2 separate regions of the Homo sapiens genome follow, and region 1 is linked to region 2. The links are chromatin loops, found by intact Hi-C in ENCODE. Cell type or tissue: PC-9. All regions are shown on one strand. Each heading gives the region's core, and the rest is flanking DNA. Links, peaks and the distances in the headings are about the cores only. Region 1 overlaps FHIT (fragile histidine triad diadenosine triphosphatase). Region 2 overlaps FHIT (fragile histidine triad diadenosine triphosphatase).

Evidence for each region. Hi-C counts contacts between places; a loop is a spot of excess contacts. Peaks named below come from ENCODE experiments on the same cell type or tissue, not always from the same donor. Only the 100,000 strongest peaks of a DNase experiment are listed, where the experiment ranks them.
Region 1: a loop joins it to region 2, with 2.8 times the contacts of the local background. A loop is called at or near these places in 6 of 110 quality-filtered maps.

What each region holds. Positions count from the first base shown.
Region 1 is chr3:60,587,924-60,590,838 of GRCh38, reverse strand. The region is part of intron 4 of FHIT (fragile histidine triad diadenosine triphosphatase); the gene reads left to right. Among named protein-coding and RNA genes, the nearest start is that of MIR548BB, 28 kb to the left of the region's middle. In PC-9, for the core only: no CTCF peak of the experiment used is centred there; a DNase peak (open chromatin) is centred at 1,868.
Region 2 is chr3:60,741,548-60,744,462 of GRCh38, reverse strand. The region is part of intron 4 of FHIT (fragile histidine triad diadenosine triphosphatase); the gene reads left to right. Among named protein-coding and RNA genes, the nearest start is that of MIR548BB, 130 kb to the right of the region's middle. In PC-9, for the core only: a CTCF peak has its summit at 1,394 (motif pointing right); no DNase peak of the experiment used is centred there.

The DNA.
Region 1 (2,915 bases), core at 317-2,816, 150 kb after region 2:
CTCTGTCCCTTTGCGTTTAAGTCATCAGTTCAGTTGGCTGTGTCTTCCTAACTCGAGTGCAGGGTCTCTGCCTCATTCACACTTGGAGCTGTGGTGCAACATGTGAGTGTGGAGTAAATATGCGTTGAATTAATGTATTTTTCTAGATGGACTTATTTTACTAATGGAATAAGATTTTTTAGGCATGCACACAGAAGTTGCAAAATAAATATTTGTTGATTGGCTTTCCAGTGCTTAAGTAATTCCCCGCTGCAAGGCAGCCACCTCTAAAACTCATTAATGGTTTTGGATATTATTTATAACATTAAAACAGTTTTCTGAAAGTGCATATATATTATGCCCTGTTTCCTCCTAAGTGCATGGACTCTATGAAAAATAAACAATACATCAATAACATCCTAAGAATTACTGGAAGAAACAGCATGTTGTCTGTTATTCTCTGGGGGTGGAGTGTAAAAGTGGTGGGCAAGGAGGGGTTCTAGTTTGCTGCTGTGGCGATTAGTAACAGCATTTGTAGTATGAATTTTGATTAACTTTTGAATCCATGAAGCAGACCACTGAGTCTGTGAGTAGATGTCATTTGAATTAGATCTTTGATGTCCGCCAAGGTGGTCTGATCTGAAGCGTTCCACAGAGTTCCTCCCTTCTTGCAGACTTGAGCAAGAAAAATTTGGTTCATAATATTTAAAAAAATTTCTAATTGAATTACAATTTTAAATCGTTAACTTATTAGAGAAAAATTATTTTGCAATTTATTTTTAAAACTTGGAAGAGTAAAATTAAAAGAGGACTCCTTCCAGCAGTCTTGTAGATGTGTCCTCTCTTGGAGGCATCACTGTTCACCTGTGTTAGCAGGCCCAGAAACTAAAGTTTGTAAATTTACCCAGAGTTGAAGAGGGTCAAGGCCACAGATTCATACTTACCTAATGCATAAGAAGATGATAAATTAGAATGCCAATGTATTCATTCTCCAGGAGAAATATAGCTGCCAAGTTACATTCATGTTTGCTGGTCAGCACTTTCTCCAGTAAGAAGTCGAAGTGGCAAATTAAATCACAATCAAAAATATACTGCTTTGGTGAAGGTGTGGGGGAAACAAGTAGTATCATATACTATTAATAGAAGTTTAAATTGCTACAACTTCCTGGGAGGGAAAATTTGGCAATATCTCAAAAGTGCCTGTATCCTTTGCCCTTGCCATTTTGCTTCCACAGAGTTATCTTAAAAATATATCCCCCGACGTGGACAAAGCCATATGAAGAAGAGTGTTCCTTATAGCATCATTTCTATTAGCAAAGGATTAGAAAAAGTCTAAATGTTTATTAAAGTGAACTGGTCAAATACATGGACTGTGATGATGTTCAAAAGAACGATGTAAATGTGTATGTACTGTGGAGAATGGCCTCCAGGATATGTTATTCTGGGAAAAGTGAAGGAGAGAACTGTGTGTATAATGGGCTTCCTCCCTTTGTATTAACAGGGAGGAGTTCACACAAATACAAGTGATTGGTTCTACAAAGTGTGTTTCTGAAGTGCCAGAAAGAAGTGGTTGGGCCTGGAAGGAAAACTCACTTTTCACTCCACGTGCTTTGCATCTGTTTGAATGTGTTGCCCTGTGCTTATTACCTTGTGCTTACATTGGGTTATACTTTTTCTCTCTCTATATAAAAAGGTTAATTTGACATTCAAATAGTTTCTCTATTTAAATCTAAAATTAGCACCAAGGAAGGTGGTCTTGTTACATAACCCTGTTGCTGAGTCACCTGTGACTCCAACGGGTGAGTCACCTGCCCGGTAGAACCCATAGGCTCCAACGAGGAGTCTTTCTCAGGAGAATGTCTTTATTCTTTCCTGGACTCATGCAGTCATTGTCTCACATATGTGTCATCATCATATTTATGACCAATTTTTCCTGGAGCTAAATGCTGAATTCTTAAACTTGGGAAACTTCTGACTTCCATAAGCAACACATATACAAGTCACTTCTTAGGGTAAGGTGAATCTGGTGTAAATTACAATCACCAGGACAGGCATGATGGCTCACACCTGTAATCCCAACACTTTGGGAAGCTGAGGCCAAGAGGATCACTTGAGCTTGAGAGGTTGAGGCTGTAGTGAGCCATGATCATGCTACCGCACTCCAGCCTAGGCAACAGAGCAAGACCCTGTCTCAAAAATAAATGAATTAAAAAAATTATAGTCACGAGAGGAGTGTGTGCAAATGCAGTCTTGGATCCCACCCCAGAGGTTCTGAATCAGTTGGTCTGGAGTGGGCTCAGGGACCCCCAGCCTGAGAAGATTCTAATGCAGATGATCTCTATACCCTTCCTTCCCTCCTTCCATTCCTCTCTCCCTCCTTCGATTCTTTTTCTCCCTTTCTCCTTCCCCTCTCTTTCTCCTTCCCCTCTTTATTTTCTTCTCTTCCTTTGAGAATTTTAGAGAGTGGCATTTTTCACATTCCGTACTTAGATTTCAGTCATTTGACTGTTTGTTCTTCCTTTATTGAAGATATATATTTTAAAGAAATCAGTAAATTGTTAGTAACTTCATTTGTTCTGTGTCAGTTGATCTTTAGTGGATATAGGGAGAAAAGAAAATGAAAATATGATCAAGTTCAGCTGCCTTAAGGGCTGAGAGAATGGCCCTTCCAAGTGCTCAGCTTGTAATGAGACCCAGATTATTATGCATAATCATCTCAGCCTAAATCCTTCTTGGTCCACGTGAATGATGGAAGATGGTAATTTGTCTCTAAGAGCAAGGAAGAAAGAACATTTGAGTTAAGTTATGGACAGCTGACCTTTGTTTTTAATCACAACTGCTTTTAAATGGTAATAGCTAGGGAAAAGGCATGACAGAAGAGTGGTGGAAGGGAAAAAAAAAAGGAGAAGGGGCATTGCATGATCTTTGGAGTCAGG
Region 2 (2,915 bases), core at 90-2,589:
AAGTTGTGGACACTTAGCAAGTTGTGTATAAATGAGCTTTCGTTGTTTTCACTGATCCATCCCAATTAGTTCCCCTACTTGTCTGCATGCTATCTGCCTAAGGAAATGTGAAATATCTTATTTGCAAGGAGAGATGGAATTCTTGTGCATATAGGTTTTTTTCTTTTCTTTTCTTTCTGTTTTTTTTTTTTTTTGTTTTGTTTTGTTTTTTTTTTTACATTACTTCCAATTTGCAAAGGAGAGAAGTAAACAGTTTGCATAGGGAAAACGCGTTTTTCGTCAGTAGACTGCTGTGGACGGCAAGAGAGAGGAGCTTTACCAGGCATTGAAATAGTAGCTTTTGTGGTCTCAGGTCAGAGCATCGCTCTGTGTCTCTAGGCAGATTTGGTTTAAGGCCAAAACAAATAGCCCCCCTTCCTTGGGTTCTGACCCCTGGGGGCAGAAAAGGGAACTAAGCTAGTCCAGCTGCCACTGCAGGGGAAGTCATTGTTCTCTCCAACCTTCTGGGAGCTCCAAATAATTAACTGTGCAAAGAGCAAGTTGGAATCAGAATTCTCCTCCAGGGTTTTCTGTGTCCAGCCAAACAGAGCGAGCTGAGCTGAGAGACAAAAAAACCCCGTGAAAGAGAACCAGCGCTGAGTCTCCTTTCTCCTTCCTTGCTTCAGTTCTGGTCCCCTGGACCTGTGTCCTCAGCTACCTCATCTCTCTTAATTCCTCCAGGCCCCTCATCATGTGTAGCCAGAGGGAGATTTTTCTTAATGAGAAGAGCCAGCAGGCCACTCTCCAGTGGAAGGTTGGTGCTTTGGGACTTAGAAGGCTTGGCATGTGGACAGAAATCTCCCTTACTCTCAGAATTTCTGATGTTTTCAAAGAGAAGCCAGAAATCTGGACTGTGGTGTGAAGTCATCCAAGTTTAAAATGTTTGCTCTATGTTTTGTGTTTATACACAAGGTGCAGGCCAAACAAAACACATTTTTCCTACCTCTGAACTAGACCATAAGCTTCCTGGAGGTGCAGATTGTGTTGATCTTGTTTGCTCTGGTATTACCCAGGACCTAGCACAGTACCTGCTGCATAATAGCAGTTCAACATCTATTGACCTGCATCCCTAGGAGACTCACTATGCTGTCATTCCCTTGATATTAATGACAATAAAGTACAACAATAATTAGATCAATGACTTTTTACTGAGCACATGTTAAGTGCTTTATATATAATTTGATCTGCATTATGACCTTAGAAGCTGTGTATTCTCACTTTGCAAATAGAGAAAGCAGCTCAGAGCCTAAAAATGTGACCTCAGCCAGTTGCCCAGCTGCAGTGTAGATTCTGATTCAAGCAGCACTGTGTCCGAAGCCAGGGTTTGCAATCCTAATGCCACAGTGCCTCCCGCTCTGTTCTGCTGATTCCCGCCAGAGGGAGCAAGGGTGAACTCTCCTAGCGTTAGCTCTTCCAAAAGGGAGAACCAAGCCTGGGTGTTGTCAACTTGCCTTCAGGGCAGACCTTTGAAAGGATGAATATGGTCAGTAGGTATTATTTTCCTTCTGCATAGCATTGAAAAACGTTCCTACTTTTCCATCTCCATCTCTTTATGAGGAACTACTCTGCAGGGGACTTCGATTAGTTGTGATTGTCATGGTATACTGTCATTTGATATCCTTAAGCGCTACAGAACAGTCCATATTTAGGCATCTTCTGAGGACTCAGGGGCAGTCTGAGCTGAGGTTCACAGAGTCATTGTTTGGTGTCCTTAACTAAATGCAAAAGTGGTGACTCATTACCAACTTAGGATACAATCAAACGCATGGGTTCCTAAAAGCAGAATGCTGGTTGTAGCCTGCTGGTCATGAAATACATTTTTTTCTTGTGGTGCAAATACTTTATTACAGGTAGTGAAGTGTTAGAACATTATTCTATGAGAGACACAAAAGCCTAATTTTACAAAGTGGGGTAGCTACCATTTGATGGGCTTATATTTGTTAATGGTCTCAGCTATTGGGAGAGACTTTTAATCAGGAGAAATGGACAGTAGGAATGAAGAATATAGACCTTCAGAAAAACTGAACATGCTCTTCCCCTGCTTTCTATGTGGGCAATGTCTCAATGTCTCTTTTGATTTTTCCAGGCTATCATCCTGGTGTGAAGCCCATTTACTCTTTCACTAAATTTTTCTCTGATAGAGGAAGGTTTTGCAAGCTGGACTATTGGAAGTGAAAAGTAGCTTTTTAAGGACATTCGTTGTAATTAGCATCATAATTTCACTTACTGAGGCATCATTTAAGAATTTTGCACTCATTCCCTCATGTGGTCCTTTCTAAGACCTTGTGACACTCCCCTACTTCCCCGCTATTTTACAGATGAGGAAACAAGCTCAGAGTGCCCCAAATCACACAGCTGATAAGTAGCAATGTCTGACTATTGTTTCAAGTACGGTTCATGCATCAGAATATCCTGGGAAACTTCTAGACATTAAGTAAAGCTTCCTGAGTTGCAACCTTCTGACCTGCTGTCTTAATTGGAGGGGAGCCTGGGAATCTATTTTTCAAAAGTCCCCCAGGTCACTGTGATGTACAGTCAGACTTGGAAAACATTGCCATATATTATACCATACATTATACCACACTGAAATAAATCAAAGTACAGATTCAGTTTGGAAATTTCAATGGTTGCTTTTTCTGGTCCAACACAGCCATCCCCACTTGTGCCTGAGGGCTACAGAAAGTGCTTTTCAAAGGAGGTACATTTTGCTAGATCCTAATGAATGGATAAGAAGGAGAAGGAGAAAGGGCATTTCAGGCAAAGTGACCACAGGCAAAAGTCACAGAGTCGAAACTGGACTTGAAGTGCCTGGGGGGAATGTTACAAAGTCAATATGCCTGGGCAGATAGTGACAGATGTAAAGTGTGTATTATCAG